2 separate regions of the Homo sapiens genome follow, and region 1 is linked to region 2. A link is a loop called in an ENCODE intact Hi-C map of the cell type or tissue named here. Cell type or tissue: heart right ventricle. All regions are shown on one strand. Each heading gives the region's core, and the rest is flanking DNA. Links, peaks and the distances in the headings are about the cores only. Region 1 overlaps MAPK1 (mitogen-activated protein kinase 1). Region 2 overlaps YPEL1 (yippee like 1).

Region 1 (2,800 bases), core at 144-2,643, 61 kb before region 2:
GAGGCCAAGGCGGGTGGATCACGAGGCCAGGAGTTTGAGAACACGCTGGCCAACATGGTGAAACCCCCGTCTCTACTAAAAATACAAAAAATTAGCCTGGCGTGGTGGCAGGCACCTGTAATCCCAGCTACTCGGGAGGCTGAGGCAGGAGAATCGCTTGAACCCAGGAGGTGGAGGTTGCAGTGAGCCGAGACAGCGCCACTGCACTCCAGCCTGGGCAACAGAGTGAGACTCCCGTTTCAAAAAAAAAAAGACAAGGGCCAGGCACAGTGGCTCACACCTGTAATCTCAGCACTTTGGGAGGCTTAGGCAGGAGGATCACTTGAGCCCAGGAGTTCAAGACCAGCCTGGGCAACATAGTGACTCCCCATCTCTACAGAAAAATTAATTTAAAAAAATTAGCTGGGTGTGGTAACATGTGCCTGTAGTACCAGCTACTCGAGAGGCTGAGGCAGGAGGATTGCTTGAGCCCAGGAGTTCAAGGCTGCAGTAAGCTATGATCATGCCACTGCACTCCAGCCTGGGCCATAGAACAAAATCCAAACTCTGTTTTAAAAAACACAGAAAGAGAAAATGTAGTATTCTGGAAGGCACTAGGGAAAGTCAGGATTTGTGGTCAGGAGTAATACTAGCCTCAAAGGGACTTCCAGTCTTTTAGGGGAAATAAAACCTGTATCCAAGTAAGCATCCACACAGGCAGCCATGATTCACACCATCTGAGTGTTACCAATGAATGCCCATGTGGCGTGGGAGGAGGGAGTCCGGACATTCTTGACTGTGGGATCCGCACCTGCCAGCTGCTTCCCGGTTCTCTCCTTTTCTCCTTCTGTAGCTATGAATAATGTAGAAATAGCACTTGCAGTAACAGAAGGCTGGAGATCTAGCTACTTTTCAAGTAGCAAATCTTTTTTTAAAAAGCTGTCTTCTTTGAAATTTATGCCTGGAGGTTTAAGGGCCTAGAATTTATTTAACTTTAAGGAACTAATGGATCTGTTTTAGAAATGCTTAAGCTGCAAAACATCCAGTTGGCTTGGAGTGCCTGTCTACTTAATACGAACAAGTTTGAGTAGGACCCTTCTGCCCCCAGTGGTTTAGAAGTAATACTGTTAGAATCTTATTGTGGTCCAGGCCTTCTGGACTTTTCTTAGCACAGACAGTATCTAATTGGGTGAAAAGCCAAATGACTTAATCTAGTTTCAAGAAAGTCCTTGAGAAAATGTCTGTGAGTTCTATGTGGGGAGGGCTGGTTGGGAGCAGGAAGCAAAGTGGGATTTATTACCTATATTATAGACCACAGGAATCTTTTTTTTTTTTTTTTTTTTTTTTTGAGACGGAGTCTCGCTCTGTCGCCCAGGCTGGAGTGCAGTGGCGCAATCTCGGCTCACTGCAAGCTCCGCCTCTCGGGTTCACGCCATTCTCCTGCCTCAGCCTCCGAAGTAGCTGGGACTACAGGCGCCCACCACCATGCCCGGCTAATTTTTTTTGCATTTTTAGTAGAGACGGGGTTTCACCGTTTTAGCCAGGATGGTCTCGATCTCCTGACCTTGTGATCCGCCCGCCTTGGCCTCCCAAAGTGCTGGGATTACAGGCGTGAGCCCCCGTGCCCAGCCAACCACAGGAATCTTAAGATTCGGCAAGGGTTGTGTGTCTTGCACACATATCTACAAGTGTTCCTTGGAAGTAGGATTTGAACCAGAGATTCCTGGGTTCTTGACCATCATGCGTCTTTGTCCTGACCCTTGAGAGGGCCACTTCCTAAACCTAGCCAGTTTGTGTGCCCACAGACCCAGGGTCACAGCTGCAGGCATGACCACCTCTTCTACTGCGCAGACACTCCTTCAGTCACAGCAAAACCTGTCTGGATTCTCTACTCTGAAAAGTTATCTAGGCTATAAAACAAAATATCATTATTCCGTAATTTCCTAAAGTGCACTTGTATGTATTGAAAAGATTATAGATAGAAACATACATAACTTTTAAATGTTTTCTATGCGGAATTTCTCATTATGTCCAGCATGTGGTTTACCATGTTTATCATCTCCTGTTGTCTTAAGGTCAGGGGTTGCAACAAGGGAGGTCAAAATTGGCCGGGGCTGAGCACAAATACACACCCACAGCCCTTCAGTGACCTCAGGCAGCAAGATGCCTCCCACCTCCCCCCAGCACCCAAGCAATCCCTTCGGAAGGTCTACTGATTGTTCTTAAGGGTTAGGAAACATTTTCTTAGTAAATAGTGAAAACTTACTTTTTGAAAGTAGTGGCTAGAAGTGATTCCTTAAACTGATCATGAGTATTAAATTGTACCAAATTTTACGTGATTGTTTATCATTTTAGGAATGGTGAGAAGGGACATACAATTAAATTTTAAAATGTTTTAAGAAGAAATAATGATATTTTATCATTCTACTTTGAGGGCTTAATAGTATGTGCTAATTTGCAGATGGATGAAGTTGACCTTTACCTACAAATAACCTAATAAGAAATGATCATTGCTGGCCGGGCGCGATGGCTCACGCCTGTAATCCCAGCACTTTGGGAGGCTGAGGCAGGCGGATCACGAGGTCAGGAAATCGAGACCATCCTGGCTAACACGGTGAAACCCCATCTCTACTAAAAATACAAAAAATTAGCCGGGTGTGGTGGCGGGCGCCTGTAGTCCCAGCTACTCAGGAGGCTGAGGCAGGAGAATGGCATGAACCCGGGAGGCGGAGCTTGCAGTGAGCCGAGATTGCACCACTGCACTCCAGCCTGGGCGACAGAGCGAGACTCCGTCTCAAAAAAAAAAAAAAAAAAAAAAAAA
Region 2 (2,800 bases), core at 12-2,511:
GTGCTGCTGTGTGCACGGGCATCTGCTCCTGGGATTGTTCCAACGAAACACCTGCCTGTGCGGCTCAGGAGAGGTGACAGCGACAGCAGCACCATTTAGTAGCCAGCCTGGGAGCCGATACACATCCACACCCCGTCAGTGGCTGCATGCAGTGTATCTGACGGGACACCAGGTGAAGGGGGCCCAGCTGCACATGGGGACAGAGGCAGACTTGGCTGCACGTCAGCAGAGAAGTCTCACAGCATCGTCGGTGTCAAGTTCAAAACACGGAACACGCAGCAGTGTGGCTCAGGGCCACACACGGGGCACAGCCATCAGGACAAGCAAAGACCAAGAAGCACCAAGTCCAAGTTAGGCAGCATCTCAGGCCGGGGCACCAAGGAAGGGCACAGCAGCGCCGTGGTGACCGGGTCCCAGTACCATCCTGGGTGGCCGCCACCGGCCGTTTGTGTCTTCCGTTCACACGATTACAAACGCTGCGTTCTGCCCACACACATCTTCAGTCCCAGATGTGAGAAGGTGACCCTCTAATGCAGGCGTGCCTGCGCAGGTGGGGGGCAGACGCCGTCCTGGGTGTCATCCCATGGAAGGGCACAGGACAGGCTGCTGCCGGAGCAGAGGTCACATGGGGTGGGGGGCGGTGGGGGGTGCATCTCAGGAGGAGCAGGTGTGAGGACACTGCTGGCGCTTGGCTCTTCTTCCCAGCCCCGTGCTCTCGAATTTGGGGAAACCCTTGCTCTTCTGTTTGGCCTGAAAGAAAATCCGGTGTGCCTGACTCTCTGCAGGCCCCTTGTCACAGGCCAGGCTGGGGTGGTGCCACCAGGAAAACTTGGCGCACGTCCTGTTGCTGATGATGGCAGCATCAGTCATGGACTTAACCTTCTTTTGTTAATGAGACCTTAGAAATGTAAAAATGATACACTCTTCTTTAAAATAATTGTAGTCAGTACACATAACTCTTACCATCTTAACCATTTCTAAGTGTACAGTTCAGTGACATTAAATATATTCACATTTTTGTACAGCCATCGCCACCCTCCAACCTCCAGAATTCTTCATGTTGCAAAACTGAAACACTGCACCCATGAAGCGGGGACTCCCCTGCCCCTGGCAGCTCTTTCTGTCTCTGAGTCCCACTACTCTAAGTACCTCATACAATATTTGTCCTTTGTGACTGGCTTACTTCACTGAGCATAGTGTCCTCAGGGTTCCTCCATGCTGTAGCTGTGACAGGAGCCCCCTCCTGTTAAAGGCTGGATAACATTCCACTGTATGCAGACGCCACATTTTGATCATGAGAATGCCCGTTTGTGGAGGGACACACTGTTGCTTCCCCCTCGTGGCTGTTGTGGATAATGTCGCTGTGAGCATGGGTGTGCAGACATGGCTTTGAGACCCTGTTTTCAGTTCTCGTGGATTTATACCCAGCAGTGGAATTGCTGGAGCCCATGGTAATTCTATATTTCGTTTTTTGAGGAATTACCATACTGTTTCCCATAGTGCCTCCAGCATTTTACATTTTTACCCTCAATGCACAAGGCTCCAATTCCTCCACATCCTCACCAACGCTTATTTTCCGTGTGTGCGCGTTGATAGTAGCCGTCCTAGAGGGTGTGTGGTGGTGTCTCAACGTGGTCCTTGTCTGCCTCCCTCAGGATCAGTGACATGGAGCACCTTTTCACGTGCTTGTGGGCCATCTGTATATCTTCTTCGGAGAAATGTTTATATAAGTCCTTTGTCCATTTTTAATCAGATTGGGGTTGTTTTGTTGAGTTGTAGGAGTTTCTTAAATATATTCTAATAACTATATAGAATATAGATATATAGGTCCTTTGTCCATTTTTTAATCAGATTGTGTTTCTTTTTGCTGAGTTTTTTTTAACATATTCTAACAACTAGAATATATAGAGAATATAGATACATAGGTCCTTTATCCATTTTCCTTTTTTTTTTTTTTTTGAGATGTAGTCTCACTCTGTCGCCCAGGCTGGAGTGCAGTGATATGGTCTCGGCTCACTGCAACCGCTGCCTCCTGGGTTCAAGCAATTCTGCTGCCTCGGCCTCCCAAGTAGCTGGGACTACAAGCACCCGCCACCACGCCCGGCTAATTTTTTGTATTTTTAGTAGAGACGGGGTTTCGCCATGTTGACTAGGGTGGTCTCGATCTCCTGACCTAGTGATCCACCTTCTTCGGCCTCCCATAATGCTGGGATTACAGGCGTGAGCCACCACGCCGGGCCCATACCCGGCCCTTTATCCATTTTTTAACCTGTTTGTTTGATTTGCTGAGTTGTAGTTGTTTTTTTTTTTTTTTTTTACATATTCCAATAACTAGGATATATAGAGAATATGGATATATAGAGAATATGTATAGAGAGAATATAGAATATATGTATTCTAGATATTAACACCTTATCAGGTATATGATTTAAAAATATTTTCCCTCATTCTCTGGGTTGCCTCTGTTGATAGTATCCTTTGAAGCACAAAAGTTTTTATTTATTTATTTAGAGACAGGGTTTCACTCTGTTGCTCAGGCTGGAGTGCAGTTGGACGATCTCAGCTCACTTGAGCCTCAACTTCCCAGGCTCAAGCCATCCTCCCACCTCAGCTATCCCAAGTAGCTGGGACCACAGGCACAGGGACCACACCCAGCTAATTTTGTGTATTTTTAGTTGAGATGAGGTATTGCTTTGTTGCCCAGGCTGGTTTTGAGTTCCTGGGCTCAAGTGGTCCACCCACCTCAGCCTCCCAAAGTGCTGGGACCACAGGCGTGAGCACTGCACCGAGCCAGAAGTTT

What was found. Hi-C counts contacts between places; a loop is a spot of excess contacts. Peaks named below come from ENCODE experiments on the same cell type or tissue, not always from the same donor. Only the 100,000 strongest peaks of a DNase experiment are listed, where the experiment ranks them.
Region 1: a loop joins it to region 2, with 1.9 times the contacts of the local background. A loop is called at or near these places in 10 of 110 quality-filtered maps.

What each region holds. Positions count from the first base shown.
Region 1 is chr22:21,773,242-21,776,041 of GRCh38, reverse strand. The region is part of intron 6 of MAPK1 (mitogen-activated protein kinase 1); the gene reads left to right. Among named protein-coding and RNA genes, the nearest start is that of YPEL1, 39 kb to the right of the region's middle. In heart right ventricle, for the core only: a CTCF peak has its summit at 1,084; no DNase peak of the experiment used is centred there; H3K27ac peaks cover 847 bases.
Region 2 is chr22:21,711,885-21,714,684 of GRCh38, reverse strand. All of the region lies in intron 1 of YPEL1 (yippee like 1), which reads left to right. Among named protein-coding and RNA genes, the nearest start is that of YPEL1, 23 kb to the left of the region's middle. RefSeq lists a silencer at 658-816 and an enhancer at 1,025-1,074. In heart right ventricle, for the core only: CTCF peaks have their summits at 1,154 and 1,353 (motif pointing left); DNase peaks (open chromatin) are centred at 1,334 and 1,626; H3K4me3 peaks cover 585 bases; H3K27ac peaks cover 397 bases.